Regions from separate parts of the Homo sapiens genome. Here all the other regions are linked to region 3. Evidence: chromatin contacts called from ENCODE Hi-C or POLR2A ChIA-PET data. All regions are on one chromosome and are shown on one strand. Each heading gives the region's core, a stretch centred on a gene start or an enhancer-like site at or near the end of the contact. The rest is flanking DNA. Distances are from core to core; before and after follow the strand shown. Region 1 overlaps MAML3 (mastermind like transcriptional coactivator 3). Region 2 overlaps MAML3 (mastermind like transcriptional coactivator 3). Region 3 has its middle 99 kb from the start of MAML3.

Region 1 (2,951 bases), core at 378-2,877, 410 kb after region 3:
CCAGGGAGGTTGAGGCTGCAGTAAGCTATGATTGTGCCACTGCACTCCAGCCTGGGTGACAGAGTGAGACCCTGTCTCACAAATTAAAATAAATAAAATAAAATACATCTTTAAATATAAAATAATATTTAAACTATTATTAGTAGGTTGTTTCTTTCTTAAACTCTTCCTCTTACAGACAAAAATATGTAGTTTGGTGATAGAGTCTGTCTAGTAAAATAAAAATAAAGTACAGTGCTAGCTTCTTATAAGCCATAGTTTAGTCACCAAGGCTTCTGGCAATCTGTAGGTAGGAAAATTAAGGCATAAAATGATCTATCAAGATTTGCATAAAAAGCCACTCATAAGCCGAGGAGAAAGCATTTCAGCTCCTGGATTTTTTGTCACTGTCAAGCTGTCACAAATAACTATGTCTGCTTGGAGCATTTCAAACTCTGAGTTCTCTGTTTATATAGATGTTGGGATTTCCTCCCACTCCTAAAAATATATTCTAGATGAAGGGGTTAAAGATCAACATTACCCTGCTAAACCTTACTCTGACTCAAGATTTACTTAACGAACTGTAATTTTACTACTGCACAGATTCAATCTGTTGAGCAAATAAAAATCATTTTGAAAATGACCTATGTATTTATTCAGTTTGTATTTCAGAATTATCATAATATCAGGTATAAGGGGATTGTGGTACCAATGAAACTATTCTATACCATTCACCATAGATTTATAAAGGAGACTACAAAAGAGAAAATAAGAGATGACATCATATGAAGTGCTTTAGTTCAGATAAAGGAAACATCCAAAAATACTGAGATGAGTAAAATTTTATTCAAAGTAGGTTCCTGCTTTGTCTTGATCTCAATCCATTCTAACTCCTGATGTCATTTACCGTGTGAGATCTTAGTACAATCATGAAAAGAATATGAGCATTTATCAAAACTCTCTGACATCTGTATGTTTAGAAATGAACTTACACAGCAAAATATGATTTCCTTGCACTTATTTAATTTTTCTAACTTCAATTTCTACCTATGTGTCTCTGCCAGTTTGACCTGATTCAGACACCCAGAACTTGAATAAAGAAGCCCTCTTCTATTTTCATTCTTAATGAATATACCTTTTCCCATGTCCACATTGAGCCTCCCTTCTGTGTACTCTGTCTAATGCAGCCACATGTCTAGTTCCCCCTCTCTGTCACCACCCTCACTTCTTCTTTCCCATCTTCTTACTTCTTTGGTGTGACCTCTCTGTAGGACAACATGCCATTTCTGATTCCCCACACACATACCCTATCATTGATACCTACCCTCAGGATTAGATTCTGTCTAAGTAATTTGTAGAGCCATCAGGCTTTAGTAAGTATTGGACTGCAAGTCAACACCCATTATCTCATCAAAAGGGATGCTGTGTTGGGGCAGAGGGAGAGAGAGAGAGAGAGACAGAGAGAGAGACAGACAGAGAGAGAGAAAGAGAAATAGAAAGTCTCTTCCAGGAGAAAAACCATATTGATGATATCAAAAGGAAAGGAAGGTGAATAGTGTGAGCCAGAATAGGACTAAACAAATGGCAGGCTTTTGTTCAGCTCTCTGGCATCTGGACAGCAGCTCTCTGCTTCTTACTCAACCTGTCCCCAGGCTCTCTGCAGTCTTGTCTTCTGGTCTCATTTTATGTCATCCCACTATTGATGAACAGAAAATTTGGGCAGCTGCCCACCATCCCTATATCCCACCCACACTGTCAACAACAGCATGTGAAGAGGAGCCATGTGGCTGCAGTGGTAAGGAAGGTACAGTCTATGACCAAGAAAGAGACACTAAGTAGATGATTAAGAGCAGTACACACTGCTCTGACAGCCTTATTGTCACAACTGATTTTCAGGATGTTGGCAGTGATTCTGAAGCCTGTAGAAATTATCAGGTTTTAAGGGATTGAGAGTTCACCAGTGGTCCACTCTTGGTGAAGTAGGATGCCTTGCTTGGTATTGTTAACTCCCACATCATCTCTGTGCCAAGAAAAAGACAGCACAATGCCACCAACATCTAAACAGTGGCATCTAATTGATTTCAATCTTAGTTCAACAGTGTGACCAGAAGGATGTTTCAATTACCATCACCATATGGGACACTGAGTGTCTGATTAGTAGGGATGCTCCTGTTCTTCATTCTTTAGGCAACTACTCATTATTGCATAAGATGTTGTCTCTGATGATGAAATTGTATCCCAATGGACTCAAATAGTATGCATAGAAACTTGAAGGTGTTTCGCTTACAGCCAGAGTGCAACAGAGGTTTTGGAACAAGCTGGGTCCTACCAGAGCCAGAGGTGTAGCAGCTGCAGACTTCCACTCTACCCGCACCTCACATATTAGTTGTGAATTTGATAAATGCCATCCTGAAGAGCAATTGATTTATTAATTAGCTGATTCAGAATGTTCTTAGGACTCATTTGGGATATGGAGTCATTATAATTTAAAAATGTCAGCGCAGTGCAATAGAAGATGAAAATGGCACCTCCCAGGGGCCCTGTGGGCCAAGCTTTCTCCTTTGGTGAGTGGGGTTTCTCTCGATGGCTACAATGCCGTCCATGGGAAGTTGCTTCATCAGACCCAAACAGTGAGGTCTCAGGAAGTGAAGAAATGCTCATTTTTTGAAACAGAAGCTGAGGTCCAGACTAGGACGTGATCAGACCAAGCAGGACAGTAATAATTTGGTTATTAAACTGGAGATAGTAGCAATTTCATTAGAAGACTCCGAATTAAGATACTTCAGGAGTCATTTCTAGAGAAACCCCAACTGTATATAATTACCTACATCTATGAACAGGTAATCCTATAAATTTTCTAGCAAAACAGTTGGTGAACTAAGAAGGGAAAATATGGGCTAGATTAACTTATTATGAATGTTAATTCATCAGGTTTTGGGTTTTACTTTTGCCTTGTCCTTAAACATGGGTAA
Region 2 (3,011 bases), core at 503-3,002, 360 kb after region 3:
GTGAGCTCTGCTTTTAGATAAAACCTTTTCCCATACAATTTGAATTGCAGCGTTGCCTGATTTTGAAATTATAAGTATGACTTCTTTCCTGTGTGTCGTAAACCACTTAAAAGTTAGTTCATCGCAATGCACATCTCAATCCTTAAAGAGTAAAATATGACTTGGAGGTTTAGTCATCCTCTTTCCTGTTTCTTTTCCAGCTACAAGAGACTGTGAAAAGGAAGTTGGAAGGAGCTCGATCACCACTTAATGGAGACCAGCAGAATGGTGCTTGTGATGGGAATTTTTCTCCGACTAGCAAACGAATTCGAAAGGACATTTCTGCGGGGATGGAAGCCATCAACAATTTGCCCAGTAACATGCCACTGCCTTCAGCTTCTCCTCTTCACCAACTTGACCTGAAACCTTCTTTGCCCTTGCAGAACAGTGGAACTCACACTCCTGGGCTTCTAGAAGATCTAAGTAAGAATGGTAGGCTCCCTGAGATTAAACTTCCTGTCAACGGTTGCAGTGACCTGGAGGATAGCTTCACCATCTTGCAGAGCAAAGACCTCAAACAAGAACCTCTCGATGACCCTACTTGCATAGACACATCAGAAACATCTCTTTCAAATCAGAACAAGCTGTTCTCAGACATTAATCTGAATGATCAGGAGTGGCAAGAATTAATAGATGAATTGGCCAACACGGTTCCTGAGGATGACATACAGGACCTGTTCAACGAAGACTTTGAAGAGAAGAAGGAGCCAGAATTCTCGCAGCCAGCAACTGAGACCCCTCTCTCCCAGGAGAGTGCGAGCGTGAAGAGCGACCCCTCTCACTCTCCCTTCGCACATGTCTCCATGGGATCTCCCCAGGCGAGGCCTTCTTCTTCTGGTCCTCCCTTTTCTACTGTCTCCACGGCCACTAGTTTACCTTCTGTTGCCAGCACTCCCGCAGCTCCAAACCCTGCAAGCTCACCAGCAAACTGTGCTGTCCAGTCCCCTCAAACTCCAAACCAAGCCCACACTCCAGGCCAAGCTCCACCTCGGCCTGGAAATGGTTATCTCCTGAATCCGGCAGCAGTGACAGTGGCCGGTTCAGCGTCAGGGCCTGTGGCTGTGCCCAGCTCTGACATGTCTCCAGCAGAACAGCTCAAACAGATGGCTGCACAGCAGCAACAAAGGGCCAAACTCATGCAGCAGAAACAGCAACAGCAACAGCAGCAGCAGCAGCAGCAGCAGCAGCAGCAGCAGCAGCAGCAGCAGCAGCAGCAGCAACAGCACTCAAATCAGACTTCAAATTGGTCTCCCTTAGGACCTCCCTCTAGTCCATATGGAGCAGCTTTTACTGCAGAAAAACCAAATAGCCCAATGATGTACCCCCAAGCCTTTAACAACCAAAACCCTATAGTGCCTCCAATGGCAAACAACCTGCAGAAGACAACAATGAATAACTACCTCCCTCAGAATCACATGAATATGATCAATCAGCAGCCAAATAACTTGGGTACAAACTCCTTAAACAAACAGCACAATATTCTGACTTATGGCAACACTAAACCCCTGACCCACTTCAATGCAGACCTGAGTCAGAGGATGACACCACCAGTGGCCAACCCCAACAAAAACCCCTTGATGCCGTATATCCAGCAGCAGCAACAGCAGCAGCAACAGCAACAGCAGCAGCAGCAGCAGCAGCAGCCGCCACCTCCACAGCTCCAGGCCCCCAGGGCACACCTGAGCGAAGACCAGAAACGCCTGCTTCTCATGAAGCAGAAAGGAGTGATGAATCAGCCCATGGCTTACGCTGCACTTCCATCCCACGGTCAGGTAAGTGTGAAAGTGACACACTCTTCGAGCAGTTCTTGTGGTGCATTTCAGACTGTCGATGTGTGATGTTCTACAAGCTTCCACTGTAGTGGGGTCTAATTGCCTGCAGAAAACCTCTTTACACATCCTCAGGTAGTGGCCAGGTTTGGAGTGTTCTTTTTCCATTTCTCCTAAGAAATGGAAAAGGGTGGCATGATAAACTTTCGTGTATTTCAGTGTCTAGGAATCAAACTTCTTTTATTCCCAACTGCAGATAAGAATTACATAAAATTCTCACTCTGAGGGAGGGAGGCTGCAGAGGTCACTCCACCAAACACGGCACTACCTCTGTAGCTTCTCTCCCAGCTTGCATGATCCCAGGCTCTGGGTGGTGGGAAGCAGGGGACATTCAGGGCTGTCTACAACAGTTTTATAAGGCCCTGAGCAGCCTTCAGCTGTCCTACTGAATTATGAATAATGGGAAATTTGGCTTGTTGATATTCAAATATAGGAGAGCTTTCTGGATTTTCAAAGTGAAGTGGAGGGTAGATTTTTGTAGGACCTTATAATGTTTAAACACTTGCTGCTAGACTAGCAACAGTTAGAAGCTGGTTCAGTCTTCTTACTTGGGAGTGCAATGAAACCTCTCTGATACAATCAGCTCTATTTCAGGAAAATGTGATGGTGAATATATCTTAGTGCTGTATTAAAGTCTCTACTTTCCCACTGTCCTCCTTCATGGGAGGTTGGGCTCTTGGTATGCATGGTAAAAAATGAGCAGCAACCAGTCGGGAAGTGAATAGTCATTGACAAGCTTTTCAGTCTCTTCATCCTGACCAGTGGCAAACAGCCAAAGCTCCTTTAATATAACATTTGTTCTACCCTGAAGGAGAGAGTGGGGAAATGCCCATTAAAGCGACTCCCCCTGCCCTACATGGATGAATTCAAGAGAGATCATCTTACTGCCAGTTGCTGTGCTGTGCCTCAATTCTTCCAGGATGCAGACATGGTCATTTTACTTGGAGAATTTGCAGAAAAGTCTTTGCTTTAGAGGCCCTCATGTCTAAACAGGTTCTAACTAGTGCTTGGGTAGGTGTCCACAGTTGAGTACTTTAGAAGCACTGGGAAATAACGCAGGCAGATCTTGCCTCACTTGGTTATTTGCATCTTGTAGCTCCTGGAGTGCCCCACCCCACCCCCGAAACCCCAAGCTTGATGGAG
Region 3 (3,131 bases), core at 311-2,810:
AGTTAGGGAATGCTCTGGCCTTTTGTTTTGAAATTTTCTCTGCTTGTTGTCTGGTTGTCTGCAGACTGTGAGATTGGTCTATTTGCTTTAAACAGACTGAACAACTTTTAAAACAAGCAGGCTGTTATGATGGGTTGACTCATTTTGGATGTGCAAAGATGTTTACTGAGCTTCTCATTTAAAACTTGAAAATTCTTCTGTCTCAGTGTGACACAGTAATAGTTTAAAGGGGAGCGCCGTCTGTTGTAGTGTTTTGGAAGGTGGCATAAGAAAAATGTCTCTGTTCTACAGCATGATCAGCTATCTGCCTCTTCCCAAGGATTTTTCATGAGCCTTAGAAAGAAATCCATATCATTTAAGTTCCCAAGGGCAAACCACCTTTGCCAAGAGACCACTGAGTACAATTTCCAAAGATGGAACACATTTCTTGTTATGCTTCTGGTTTAGCCCAGTATCAGAGGTGGCGCTCAGTCCCTGCATCCCAGGGGAGAATGTTTTCTGGAGAGTTGGGGACAACTGCAATAGGTTTTACATATTAACTTATCACAGCAAAATAATGAAATGAATAAATTAAGATGACACCCACACTGTTCCCCTTCTTCACGCTACAGAGGTGGTGGGGCAGAAAGGGGGGTAAAAGGGATTACCAAGCCAGGAAGCTTGTACTTCTGTCCCCTCGGCCTGAATTAGCACCCATCTTTGTGGAACACAACTCGCTGTGAGGGGGTTTCTCCTGCCAGAAAGGAGGCCATGGAATGAGCAAGTCCAGGAGTGCTGGGCATTAGGACATCAAATAGCAGGTCGTAGGGACCAGGGATTAGGAAACAAGAGGTCTGGTCCTGCCTCCCTCTCTAATTATTTGTGTGACTTTGGACTAGGCATTCTACCTCTTTCATCTGTAAAATGAGAGGGTTGGACTACGTGTTCTCCAAGGTCCCTAACAGCTTCTAAAAAAGAAACATGTAGAGAGGTTGTGAAGCAAAACATGATGATCCCTGTTAACTGTAAAAGGAATAGACCTTGGAAGTGGTGCAAAAATAATCCGCAAGGAATGCTTGCGGTGGGTTGGAAAACTATAAGGAAACGGAGAATTGTGCGTCGTGTATAACATGAGTGGAGATATATGAGACAATCTAAAATGGGGCACATGTAAGCTCACATCTTAAAGCAGAAAAGTCAGGCTTTTGAACCGAGGCTTGCCCTATTCTTTTCTACAATCTCTCCCCATGATAATGTAGCACCTTGTGCACACAATTAAATGTCAGCCACAGAAAACATTTCCCTTGGCTTTGTTGTTCCAGAACGGGATTCTTTTGTCCTCAATATAATGGATATGCAGAAACAATGATAGAACAGAGATTTTTTTTCTAAAGCGATGACAAACACACTACTGCTTCCTCCCTCCCTCCCTCCTTCCTCCTTATCCCCACCCCCAAAAATAAATCATTGTTCCAAAAAAAAAATCCCATTGTCTATTGTCCACGGAGATCAAGATCCGCCTAGGAACAGCTCTGGCGGCCGCCGCAGCAGCCCCGAGCAGCCGGTAGGTGGCGCACGAAGGCAGCGCAGGCGGAGCGCGGGGCCGAGCCCAGAGCCGGGGTCTCGCCGCCCCCACCCCTGCCGCCGCCGCCGCCTTCCACCCCCTCCTCGCGTGCTAATTGCTGGATACTCTACTGGGACTTCGGTCAGGGAAAAAGAAAGCGGGAATGGGAGGCGGGGGTGGCGGGGGAGGTGGTGAATCCGGTTCCGAATACACAAAGCCTCCGGGGCTTCGGCGACCCAGGAGCAGGGCGCCCTCGGCCTCTTCCCCTCCTCCTCTCTCCCTGGGCGCGGGGCTGCTGCGGCCTAGCCGGCCTCGGCTCCCGCCGGAGGGACACACAGACCAGCAGGAGGAAAATGGTGACCGCGTGCACAGCCCCACGCGCCGCGGCGCCTGACGCCTGCCCGAGCCTGGGCGCCTCCCTCCCCAGCTCACCCATCCCGGCCGCGGAGCCCGGACCCACCCCGAGCGCAGGCCCGCCCGACGGGAGTCGCCCTCCCCTCGAGGAATGCCGAGGCCCACAGGAGGATTCCTTGACCTGACCGCGGGCCCCTGAGCAGCGGGTTCTGCCCGAGCCCGAGAGCGGGAGGCCCCACCAGGGGGTGCCCGGGCCGGCGGGCGAGCCCCCTTCCCGGTGGAGCCGCGGGGCCCATGCCCTCTGTGTCGGGGCTAACGCTGTCAGTTCCTGCAAAGATGAACGGCCCATGTGGTCGCCTGACCCCCCAACCTCTGCCTGGTGGAACATGATGTTAAAGAGTTCTGCTGGCCCTAAAGTCAGAAGCCTGGATTGAAACGTGAGCATGGACACCCTGGAGCTCTGTGACCTTGAGGATGTTCCTAAAGTCCCCAACTCCGCACCTCCCCAGCTATCAAATGCGGGGAATAATACTTACTTCCTAGGAATGTTGTGAAGATTTTTAAAAAGTGGTTCTTAACTTGGCAGGAAGCCTGGCATAGAGTACCTATCATTATGAACAACCCGACTCTCCTTGCAGGAGGAGGGAGAGGCACAGTTTGCCGCCCTTGAGACAGACCTGGCATCGCTGTTGCAGAGACTCAGCAGTAGGGGTTCCCAGCCGAGGAAACGTGGCTCCTAACAGGAGCTCCCATCTGTCCTCCGCTGCCCCCAGCCCCCATCCTCCTCCTGCCCTGCTGCTGTGACTGTGTGGGGCACTCCCCCTCTCCCTCCGCTCCCTGGATAGACCTGTGATTTATGCCCCTTCTCTTTTGGAGAGTTCTGACAGAGCCCTATCACCCAGGCTTGGGAGGCAGACCCTGGCTCCCCCATTTGCTAGCTGGGAGTTTAACCTCTGGGGCTTCAGTTCACTCCTCTATAAAATGGTGGGCCTGATACCTACTACACAGGTTTTTTGTGATGATTAAGGGAAATACTGTGTATAAATGCCTGGCATGTACTATCTCTTCAGTACATTTGAAAATTTAAATTTTACAGTTGAAATTAGGTTAGATTATCTTGCAGAAAATGATGGTGGTTCATTGGAATTTCCAGATTTCCATCGAAGGTGAACCCAGCAACTGCTAACAGCTTCTTACTCCCATCTGAGTCAGCAAGGTTATTTCCCTCCAGGAA

Evidence for each region. Hi-C counts contacts between places; a loop is a spot of excess contacts on that map. ChIA-PET counts read pairs that join two places held with the same protein, here RNA polymerase II (POLR2A). Pooled maps may share reads with other maps.
Region 1: a map of Caco-2 shows a loop between it and region 3 (2.1-fold over the local background). The contact joins two enhancer-like sites. A Hi-C loop is called at or near these places in 1 of 168 maps with a recorded cell type or tissue (Caco-2), 3 of 37 single-sample maps with no recorded cell type and 9 of 50 pooled maps. POLR2A ChIA-PET finds 5 or more read pairs at or near these places in 1 of 52 experiments (HepG2).
Region 2: a map of endothelial cell of umbilical vein shows a loop between it and region 3 (8-fold over the local background). The contact joins two enhancer-like sites. A Hi-C loop is called at or near these places in 8 of 168 maps with a recorded cell type or tissue (IMR-90, MCF 10A, aorta and 5 more), 1 of 37 single-sample maps with no recorded cell type and 5 of 50 pooled maps. POLR2A ChIA-PET finds 5 or more read pairs at or near these places in 2 of 52 experiments (MCF 10A and SK-N-SH).

The regions. Positions count from the first base shown.
Region 1 is chr4:139,843,492-139,846,442 of GRCh38, reverse strand. The region is part of intron 2 of MAML3 (mastermind like transcriptional coactivator 3); the gene reads left to right. Among named protein-coding and RNA genes, the nearest start is that of MGST2, 180 kb to the right of the region's middle. Within about 2 kb of position 1,627, at least 2 of the 41 ENCODE cell types and tissues checked have a DNase peak (open chromatin) inside an H3K27ac peak, as active enhancers do.
Region 2 is chr4:139,888,157-139,891,167 of GRCh38, reverse strand. MAML3 (mastermind like transcriptional coactivator 3) reads left to right here. Exons shown (of 5, transcript NM_018717.5): 2 at 201-1,811. Among named protein-coding and RNA genes, the nearest start is that of MGST2, 220 kb to the right of the region's middle. RefSeq lists an enhancer at 2,982-3,011. Within about 2 kb of position 1,752, at least 6 of the 41 ENCODE cell types and tissues checked have a DNase peak (open chromatin) inside an H3K27ac peak, as active enhancers do.
Region 3 is chr4:140,251,765-140,254,895 of GRCh38, reverse strand. No RefSeq gene overlaps it. Among named protein-coding and RNA genes, the nearest start is that of MAML3, 99 kb to the right of the region's middle. Within about 2 kb of position 1,560, at least 28 of the 41 ENCODE cell types and tissues checked have a DNase peak (open chromatin) inside an H3K27ac peak, as active enhancers do.